2 separate regions of the Homo sapiens genome follow, and region 2 is linked to region 1. Evidence: chromatin loops called from intact Hi-C (ENCODE). Cell type or tissue: lower lobe of right lung. All regions are shown on one strand. Each heading gives the region's core, and the rest is flanking DNA. Links, peaks and the distances in the headings are about the cores only.

Region 1 (5,365 bases), core at 220-5,219:
GCAGATCCCAAGCCATCCTGCCTAGTATTAATGAATCCCTGAAAAGGTCCCACCTTCTCAGTTGAGCTGTGCACTCCATGGGGCCAGGAGCCAACAAACTATTAAGAGAAGTGAAAGCCTCACAAAGCCTGCGCTCTGGAGGGAGGAGGCCTGCTGCCACTGCCTCGTCTCCCTCCATCTCCCTCTGCTGCTGGTTGGGCAGGGCAGGCCCAGGGAGGGCCAGAGAGCCCAGCTCTGCTAGTGCCCTGCTGAGGTATTTACCTTGCGGGGAAGGGAGGTACCAGAGACCTCACAGACCGGCTTCCTGTGCTTCAGGACAGCCCTCCTCACACTTCCACCTGACAGCCCTCCTCACACTTCCACCTGGTTCCAGGGCTTGGTGGGAGTGCTGACCAGCAGAAGACCAGGTTCTGCCCACCCCATACCCTGGGCAAGTGGCCATCCCTCTCTTAAAAGCTTCCTCTATAAAAGGAGGAGAATAGAGGAACTTTTTCAGGTAGACTAACCCTTTTTTTTTTTGAGACGGAATCTCACTCTGTCACCCAGGCTGGAGTGCAGTGGCACCATCTTGGCTCACTGCAAACTCCGCCCCCTGGGTTCAAGTGATTCTCCTGCCTCAGCCTCCCGAGTAGCTGGGATTACAGGTGCGGGCCACCACATCCGGCTAATTTTTCGTATTTTTAGTAGAGACGAGGTTTCATCATGTCGGTCTTGAACTCCTGATCTCAGGAGATCCAACTGCCTCGGTCTTCCAAAGTGCTAGGATTACAGGAGCGAGCCACCACGCCCGGCCATAGACTAACCCTTAATAGTGGCCAGAACTTATGGGCGGGTCTTGCTCTAAGCAAATTCACTTTATTAAAAACCAAACTCATAAAAAGGAAAATTAGGCTGTGTGCTGCGGTTCACACCTGTAATCCCAGCACTTTGGGAGGCCGAGGCAGGATAGTCACTTGATCCTAGGAGTTCAAGACCACCCTGGGCAACATAGCGAGACCCTGTCTCTACAAAAACTAACTGGACGTGGTGGTGCATGTCTGTAGTCCCAACTACTCAGAAGGCTGAGGTGAGAGGATTGCTTGAAGCCAGGAGGTCAAGTCTGCAGTGAGCTGTGGTTGTGCCACCACACTCCAGTCTGAACGACAGAGCCTGGGGCCCTGTCTCAAAAAAGCAAAAACAAAAACAAAAACAAAAAAAAGGCCAGTCATGGTGGTTCACACCTGTAATCCCAGCACTTTGGGAGGCCAAGGTGGGTGGATCACCTGGGGTCAGGAGTTCAAGACCAGCCTAGCCAACATGGTGAAATCCCATCTCTACTAAAAATACAAAAAATTAGCTGGGCATGGTGGCGGACGCCTATAATTCCATCTACTTGGGAGGCTGAGGCAGGAGAATCACTTGAACCCAGGAGGTGGAGGTTGCAGTGAGCTGAGATTGTGCCACTGCACTCCAGCCCAGGCAAACAGCAAAACTCTGTCTCAAAAAAAAAAAAAAAAAAAAAAAAAGAGAATCCTGTGTCTGGCTGACCTGGGGCAAGTTCCTTAACTTCCCTTTCCTGGTCTATAAAATGGGACAAGACCACCTACCCTGGTTGTTGCAGGGAGGCTCCTGGCAATGATGAGATAGTGGACACCCCACCTTCCCCCTGTCTGATTGAGGAGTCACTCCGGAGAAAGGGCAAAAGCTGAAACCAGCGCTCTCTCCTGTTTGAGACGAACCCCTCCGGTGCTGCCTCCTATTCATAGTAAAAGCTGCTTCACCCTTAGTGCTTCCTCTAGGCCAGGCACGGTGCTGGAGTTATCACTTCAGGAACTTTCACTCAATCCTCAACCCCATGAAAAAAACCTGATTATCCCTATTTTACAGGTGAAGAAATGAGCCATAGAGAAGGACTTGCCCAAGATCACACAGCAGGCAGAGCCGGGACATGAAACTAAGCATTCTGGCTCCAGAGTCCACGTTTTTAACTCAACGGAATACTCAGCAATGGCTGAGTCTACGCCCTGTCGTCCCCTCCTGGGTCTCACAGAATGGAAATAAATGTCTCAACTCAAAGACCAACTTCTCCCCTTCTTTCTTAATCTATCAATAATTAAAACGGCAATAACAAATGGCAGAGCTGGGGTTCAAACCCTGTCTTCCTGTTGCCAAAACCTAAACTGTCAACCCCAGGCAACACTGCTTCTCTGCAGTGAAACTACATTAATGCTGATCTCATGAACTCAGCTAATAATACAGTTTTATGATCACTGAGATAGAAGTGGGGCTGAGCTCACCACTTTTCCAAGGAGAAGAATAAAGTAAACAGGATTTCATGAGGAACATCAACACTTGCCTAAGAGAACAAGCTTGTAACAACACTCTTGAGCAACCTCATCTGCATGTAAACGAGCTGGAGCTTCCACAGGACTCCTGGGTTGGATGAACCCTCAGGCTCTCCTGACAACAGCCCCAGGGCCCTGACAATCCCGAGGCTCCGTGGCCACCTGTGCCCCCTAGTGGCGCATCTCAGAACTTCCCGGCTAGGTGCCCTGGCGAAATGCAGCTTTTTAGAGAACTGGGTGAGAGGCATGAGATCTTTGCAGGTCTCAAGAGAACCCCTTGCTCTGGGGAGTCTGCTCCAGCCCCACTGGGGCTCCTGGAGCAGTGCCCACCTTGGGGAAGCAACAACAGCTAACAACAACAGGCCCTTCCTACTGCCAGGCACAGCACAAAACCCCTCAAAGGGCATCACCTCCTTGAACCCTGTGCACTTTGGGGCAAGCCAGGTCGCTGCTACTATAACAACCCCATTTGACAGGTATGATGGTCAGGTGGTACACATCAACCTGGCTAAGCTACTGTCCCCAGTTATGCAATCACACACTAATTTAGGTGTTGCTGGGGAATTTTTTTTTTTTTTTTTTTTGAGACAGAGCCTCGCTCTGTTGCCCAAGCTGGAGTGCAATGGCATGATCTCGGCTCACTGCAACCTCCACCTCCTGGGTTCAAGATTCTCCCTGCCTCAGCCTCCTCAGTAGCTGGGATTACAAGCACCCGCCACCACGTCCAGCTAATTTTTTGTATTTTTAGTAGAGACGGGGTTTTGCCATGTTGGCCAGGCTGGTCTCAAACTCCTGACCTCAGGTGATCCACCTGCCTCGGTCTCCCAAAGTGCTGGGATTACAGGCATGAGCCACTGCGCCTGGTTGGGAATGTATTTTTATAGTTATTAAAGACCATGACCGGATGACTTTAAGTAAGGGAAATTATCTAAAACACTCTGGGTGGGCCTGAGTCAGTAGCTGAAAGGCCTTCAGCAGAGTGAAGGTTTCCCTGAAGACATTTCATCTGCGGACAGCAGCTCCAGCCTGGGCCTGGGGGTCCAGCCTGCCCCCTTTCATGACCTGCCATAGGATTTCAGACTTACCTAGCCAGCCCCCACAATTGTGTAAGCTAGTTCCTTACACTACATCGCTTAATATATACCTCCCACTCGTTCTGTTCCTTTAGTTGAACCCTGGCTGATACAACAGAACAGGTGAGATAATCTGTTCTCAGAGGCGAAGGGATTTGCCCAAGTCACATGACTGGCAAGTTGTCGGCCTAAGAGTGGGACCCCAGGCAACCTGATGCAGTTGTTTCCCAGCTCCCACACAAACTCTCCCTTGAGGCCCACATCCAATCATCAGAGTCTGTCCAACACCCGCAGTGCCTTGCCCCCTCCACTGCTGCCAGAGCCCACATCCTATCTCACCTGGCTAGCAGCCCCCTGCGACCTTGCACATCATAACCCATCCTGCCTAGTCAATCCCCATCATTCTATGATTGAAGCCAGATCATGTCCCTGCCTCTACTTAGAACCCCTCAGTGAATCTTCATCTCACTCGATGAAAGTCAAAATCCTTAGAATGTCCTGCAAGGCCCTACATGGTGCTGCTTCACCCTATTCCCTCCCCACTGCCAGCTACATCTCTGCTCTCACCTCTTTCCACTTTACCCTCCACTATTCTTCATCCCAGCCACAGGCCTCCCTACTGCATCATGAGCAGCCAGCACACACCGTCACCCCAGGGCCTTTGCACTTGCTGTGCCCTTGGCCTGGACTGCTCTTCCTCAGGTAACCATGTTGCTCCCTCACTTCCCTCCATCTAATAGTACATTCTTCTATATAGCTCATCACCCACAGCAGACTGCAAACTTCTCTAGGGTAGAAAGGCACGTTCCTATAGCCTCGACACCTTGCGCAGTGCTTGGCATAGTTGATGCTCAGTTAGGTCAGTCTCCCAACAAGCCACACTTAGTCCTATCCCTCTACCTTTGTGCATGTGCTCTCTCTGGATTACCAAAGCCTCCCGCTCTCTGCTCCCAAACCAGAAAAATGTCTCCTCTTTCCAGGCAATGATCCCCAATTTAAAGCCACAATGACCTTTCTTTCCTGAGCCTGCACAAGGTTCACTCATTCATGCATGCTTTCTTCCATCCACCCACCCATTCAAAAAGTACCAGTGGACCCTGGGGCTGGTGCAAGCCCTGCAGCCAAGGTCTTTGCTCTTGAGGTGGTGGGAGACAGAGAAGAAGCAAGCAAACACACAGGATCACTAGAGTGTGGGAAGCGATGAGGAGGGAAGAAGAGGAGTAATCTGCGGGGGAGGCTGGACAGTGCAGGATCAGGCAGCTTCGCTAAGAAGGTGACAGTTTTAAGCAGAAATCTTAAGGAGCCAGCCATGTGAAAGATCAGGGAAGAACATTACAGGCAAGAGGGAAGAGCAAGTACAAAGGCCACGTAGAAGAATGTGTTTGATGCGTTTAAGGAGCAGAAGGTGACTGGTGTGGCTGAGCAGTGTGATGGGCGGGGACAAGAGGGGTAAAGCCCAGGTCAGGAAGGCAGCCAGGGGCCAAGTCACACAAGCTCTGTGAGCCAGGGTAGGGAATTAGTTCTGGGTGGGATGGAGTCCCTGGGGGAATTTAAGCAGGAAAGTATGTTATTTTCTTTCTTTCTTTCCCTTCTTCCCTCCCTCCCTCCTTCCTTCCTATTTATTTATTTAGAGATAGGGTCTCTCTCTGTTGCCCAGGCTGTAGTGCAGTGGCACAATTATGCCTCACTGCAACCTCAAACTTCTGGGTTCAAGTGATCCTCCCACCTTAGCCACTTGAGTAGCTGGGACTACAGGCCTGCACCACTACATCCGGCTAATTTATTATTTTTATTTTTTTGGTAGAGAGAGGATCTTGCTTTGTTGCCCAGGCTGGTCTCGAACTCCTAGGCTCAAGTGATCTTCTTGCCTTGGCCTCCCAAAGTGTTGGGATTACAGGAGTGAGCCACTGCACCCAGCTGATCAATATTTTTTAAGAGCTCACTCTAGCTGTGGTGTGGAGAATGTCA
Region 2 (5,365 bases), core at 239-5,238, 69 kb before region 1:
GAAACCATAAGTGAAAAGACAAAAGCACATGACTAGATAAAACTAAAACCAAAGCAAAACAAAAACAAAACAAAACAAAAGGAAACAAAACCAAAAGCTCATAAACAAAGGCAAAAGGCAAATGATAGGGCTGACTTAATTTCTGGTGATTCGATGACTTCTGAAAACAAGCTTTTCCTTTTTTCCTCGTGGTGTTGAGTTTTCACCCAAACCCATGGGGACTTCACTTCCTGGTCCAGTAGTCGCTGGCCAGTGCCCCCAAGTCTGGGTTGCAATGTCCCCATCTGCTCCCTGGACACATCTGGCTCTTTGGAATGGCTCCTCCACACCAGATGTCTGAACACCTCCCCCCCCGCCCCGCCCACCGTCTTCCTGATCTGACCTTGTTCTTGGGCGCTCATTAGGTGGGAGAAAAGGAATATGAAAGCTGAAGTTCCTATCAACATGTCTGAGCTTTGCGAGAAAGCTCAGGTAGGAGGTGGCTCCTTACGTTCTGTCACAGAAACATGCAGGCAGGCTGAGCCAAGCTCGCCTCCCCAGGGATTGGGAGGCAGAGGTGAGTTAACACGTGGGTGGGAGTCAGGGGCCTGTCTTTGGCTCCCTGATGCAATGGGTGCAAACAGAAGCACAGAATTTTAAGGGTGGATGGAAGCAACGAGTAAAAATACCTAATCTTATGTGAGCCAACAACTACGGCTCAGAAAAGCAAGGGGGTCACACAGTGAGCGCTTAGCAGCATCTGGCCCAGAGCCTGGTGCTCTTGCATCTCAGAGAAAAGACAAAGATGAGCCCACTGGCCCTCACTGACGATTTTTCTACATGGACACTGTAGAGCTATGGGGAGAGGGGGCTCATGGAGGTGACGGTCAGGCCTGCTTAGGGCCCCGAGTGCTGTATTTGTGTTCCTTCAGCACTACATGGGTAAAATTAAGATTCCAGGAGGAGAAACGCAAGGGAATCAGGAGTGCCTGTGTGTGTCTGGGTCCAGCTCTGCTCACATCTGCTTTCCAGCAATGGAGAATGAAATGACTCCAGCGGGAAGCAAGCTGGAAAGGGCGCGATGGAGAGTGCGAGGGTGTGTGTGTGTGTGTGTGTGTGTGTGTGTGTGTGTGTGTGTGTGTGTAGGGGTTGGGGGAGGAGAAGAAAGACAGGAAATGAGGATCAACGTAGAGCCTGGAATGTTGGGAAATGGCATATTTAAGGGGGTGTCTGGCAGCCTTTTTAAGGTGGAATCTTTTCAGCCGGGTTTTCTCAGTCCAAGCTCCTGCTGGCTGTAAGACTAGGCCATGGGGATAGGAGCGGACTAGAAGCAGCTCAGAGTGACTTTGTTGGTCATTTTAGAAAACAAAAAAATAATAATAAAGCAGCCTTGTAGATAAGCTCCAGGCAAGTGAGCTAGGCCACCAGCCTGCCAGAATGTTTCCTGGCTTTCCCATGTTCAACTCATGGCTGGTGGGTGATTGGGTTGACTCTAGTTTCCATTGCTCAGAGAACATAAAAGTCTAGGGGCACTGGCTTTGGACAATACACATCCAGATGCACAGTCCCATCCCACCCAATGGGACAGAAAGGGACATCTCAGCCCTCCTGACTGATATGCACCAGGGCTCCGGGGTGGGGCGGGGTGGGGGCGGGGTAGGGGCGGGGGGTGTGGTGCGTGCCATGGAGCCATGTTCCATCAGGTCAGACTAAGGTGCAATCTCCATATGGCCAGTGACCTCAGCATGGACTAGCCTTTAATGCCATCATGTTGTACCATGTTCTGAGCAACTGTCCCACGAGTACTCACATCCCCTGGGGCACATTGGTGCCACTGCACAATCCTGTCCCCTCTGTCGGAGACCACCTAGAATGCATGTCCTGCCCACAGTGGATCTGGGGTCCCCAGAGCCCAAGGATATAGGACTATCCCTGTCAGCTGGGTAACTGGCAGAGAAGAGAGAAGGTGGGCAAAGTCATCACAGCTGAGCCAGTTCCAAGGACACCAAAAGCACTTACTGAGATCAAGTCTCCTGGAGCATTTCTTGAGAGCAGGGGTCCTGGAAGGGTAGGTCTTGGCCAGGTAATGGTGAGTGAAACCCACGGGATTGTTTGCCTCCAGCAGGTCAGGAAAGACCCCACTTCCCTACCCATACCATTCAATAGGATTCTACGCTGGGAACTGTGATTAGGCCTGGGAGAGGGAGGGGCAAGAGAAGGAAGAAGCCTCCGATGGCCTGAGCCGAGGCCTGACTTCTGCTCCAGCCCTTGCAGCCAGCCCTGCAGATTGGACAGCCAGTCCCCATCCACCAGGGACGTGGCTGCAAGAGGCCTGCACCTGCACCCGCCCCCGCCCCCAGCCCACCTCCCTGAGTACTGAGCCTGGGCAGCAGAGGTTGCCTGCTGGGACCTCAGCAAGGCCTGCGGACGCCAGTGCTCCAGGCAGCCCTAGCTGTGGAGCACACCAGGCAGCCAAGGCCGGACACACAAAACCAAATTCAGATGTGCTGAGCTCTCTTGGCAGATACGTGGGAAGGGATTGCACCACAGCCTGCAAGCTGACCCGGGGCCTCTGTGCCCCGCTGGCTGTGGCTCAAGCTCTGCTTTACGCGTCCCGGGAGAAAACTTGCAAGATGAGCATTCTCTGGTTGAGCTATTCAGCTGTGCAGAGGTGCAGCAGCCCAGCCCTGTGCCGTGGGCACAAAGCTGTCAGTATCTACCTGCCATCAGGTGGCCATGGCCACTTTGCACTCTGCCCAGGGCCCAGGTGGGCGAGAGGCATCTCGTTCATAATGTAAGGGTTCCCTACCTGATATACCACCAGCCTTCCAGATTCTTCCGGATCACCTCCACTGTGACGCCCTTCTCAAAGCCAATCTCGTCCTTGCTTTGGCTGGTGTAAGGCTGCACGGTGACATACTTCTCCTCTGGGGGTGGGAGCAAGCAAGCAAGATTATTTGAGGTCGGGGTGCAGGTCCTGCTTCCTGTCCCCTCCTCCTGCCCTGGCCTGGCTTTTGCTCAACTGCTTGCCAAGAAGGTCCACTGGGTTGGCTCTGGCTTCTCCAGGGGAGGGAAGGACCAGGCCCCAGAGGTGGCAGCAGGGAGACCATGGGAGCAGAGGTCACTGCTGCTCCCAGTGTGTGCCAAAGCCAGCCAGGACCCAGGTTGTCAGGCAAGGCCCTGGGAGCAGGGAGTCGGCTCTCCCAGCCTGATAATGGCGGCCAGGCTGCCGGGACCTTGGAGTCCACAGGGCTCAGAAGCTTGCTGGGCCGAGGGCAGGATTAGGAGAAGCCGGCCCCTCATGAGGTGTCCTTGCATGCCTTGAGGCCCCACGGCATACCGCTTTTCCTCGAAATGTGCCCTGTTTCCATCTGTGTCCCAGATGAACTCTCCTATCCCTGCCCCCAGCTCAGCCTCTTGCATCCTTCCTCTGTCTGACCTTCAGAGGTTCTAGGGACACCTCCTCGGTGAAGCCTTCCCTGAGCACCCACTTCATCCATTAACACCTGGTCATGTAATCTCCCAAGAGGAGTCCATGGAACCCAGGTCTCATGGAAGCAGTTACATGTGTTTTGTTAAGACAAGGGTTCGATGGCCAAATGAGCTTGGAAACACCAAGCACAGCACAATCAGGCAGCACTGGCCCAAGTGGCTTCTGCAGAACATGCTGTGCCAACCACGCAGCCGAGGCCTAGCCCCTCTGGAGGGCAGCCTGCTCTGTTTTCAAGGATGTCACTTCAGGGTCTTGCCCAAGGTCCTCCCGAGGTGCTGGGAAAGAAGTGCCTTGTAGACTCTCAGGAAGGCTTGGGAGGGCAGGTGTGGGGAGAGTGGGGCACCATGGTGCCTCCCCTGGTTTCTTTCAGCCTCTCTCCTGGCAGGAGGCCTGGGTGCCACCCGCTTGGGTCCTTGATCAGGCTTCCAGGAGGGTGTTTCTTCCATGCCTGCTGGGGTTCAGCTTTCCCTGTCCCAGGAAGCCCCTGATAGGTAGACCCCAGAGCTGAGTACTCCCTGGCTCTGCTCCTAGCTGGCTGGCTAAAGAGTCCTTGCCTCCTGCCTGAGACACTCCGTAGAGGGCTGCTCAGAGTGGAACACTCCCCACCTCACCTTCTGGGGCAACAGGAGCTGAGACAGGAGGAGGAAGTGGCAATCTGGCCATGCCCTTCTGAAGGGTCACCCTGAGCCACTGTTGTCCTCTCTGGCGTGGGTGCTCCCCAGGGGCTGAGACAGTGCCTGGCAGACAGCGAGACACTGTTGACTGCATCACGACCAGGCAAGGCTGAGCAAGGGTACCGATGGGAAGTGCTGTGAGCTCAAAACAGCGGGATGCTGGAGCAGACTGCTGGCCTCTGGTCTCTGGGACACCCACCCCTCCTGGCTCCCAGCTGTGACAGCCACCCCCTGGGCTCCTTGGCTGGATGCTGGCGGGCAGCCTGCCTAAGACTGGTGGCCGTGGGGGTGGGAGGCAGCTGCCACCCCAACCCCCAGCTGTGGGAGGGCCATCTGTCCACTCTCCCCTGGATTATCGGGGCCCTGTCTGCAGCCCTGTGCTGAGCCGAGATAGCAGCTCCCTTTGGGGGTGGTTGTGGCTGCCCTGCCAGGCTGTGAAGACAGAACTGATGGGCTACTAGCCAAATTCAAACGGCTGCCCAAAAGCAGAAGGAGGGTGATGACCCATGGGAGCCTGCAGGATTTTTCAGTACGCCCTTCTCTGCTGCAGAACTTGGTCAGCATCGACTCAGGGAGGGCCTTACTCTGGAGGCTTTCAGATTCCAACCCAGCCATGCTTCAGACTGCTGCCAAGGCGGCCTGAGAACCCTGCCCAGCCAGATTCTGACTCGGCCCTTTGAGAAGTTCAGGGCTCCACAGTCCAACTCTCTCTGCTCTCCTGCCTGCTCCTGGTTCTGCTCCATTTTCCAGTGAGGCATGGCAAATCCCAGCTCAGCGGCGGCCAGAGGGGCAGCGCCAGGCTCCGGGAATCCAGGATTCTGAGGTTAGGATGAGGCGAGGCCTGGGCTCCACATTTTGCCTTTGTTCAGCTGGGCTATTTTTAAAAGTCTGTGGTTCGAGCAGGAAGCCATCATTAAGGTTTTCCTAGGCAAGGTTGCATTTGCAGGGAAAAATGACAGCCCTTCTCGTGGGAAGATCAGAGGAGCCCTGCCCTGCTTCATGGCAGAGAACAAGGTCTAGCCCATCATGTGGGCTCAGCCTCCTGGGCCACTAGGGCCCAGCCCCAGCCTTCGCAGCCTCCCGGGGTGCGTGGAAGACAGAATCCCGTGGGCCATGTAAGCTCAGGCTTTCTCCTGACCTCTTGGGGGTGGGGGCAGAACCAGGGATATCAGTTCTGGCCGGTAAAGTTGAGCTGCTCCTGCAAAAGGTTCTTGGGGAC

The links. A loop is a pair of places that touch in the nucleus more often than their neighbours do. Peaks named below come from ENCODE experiments on the same cell type or tissue, not always from the same donor. Only the 100,000 strongest peaks of a DNase experiment are listed, where the experiment ranks them.
Region 2: it touches region 1 in a loop (2.7-fold over the local background); 70 of 110 quality-filtered maps call a loop at or near these places.

What each region holds. Positions count from the first base shown.
Region 1 is chr10:103,683,858-103,689,222 of GRCh38, forward strand. The region is part of intron 6 of SH3PXD2A (SH3 and PX domains 2A); the gene reads right to left. Among named protein-coding and RNA genes, the nearest start is that of SH3PXD2A-AS1, 60 kb to the right of the region's middle. RefSeq lists enhancers at 64-133, 2,764-2,813. In lower lobe of right lung, for the core only: a CTCF peak has its summit at 2,508 (motif pointing left); a DNase peak (open chromatin) is centred at 2,484.
Region 2 is chr10:103,614,409-103,619,773 of GRCh38, forward strand. It overlaps SH3PXD2A (SH3 and PX domains 2A), which reads right to left. Exons shown (of 15, transcript NM_001394015.1): 11 at 2,789-2,906. Among named protein-coding and RNA genes, the nearest start is that of NEURL1-AS1, 100 kb to the left of the region's middle. In lower lobe of right lung, for the core only: no CTCF peak of the experiment used is centred there; a DNase peak (open chromatin) is centred at 2,552; H3K27ac peaks cover 1,855 bases.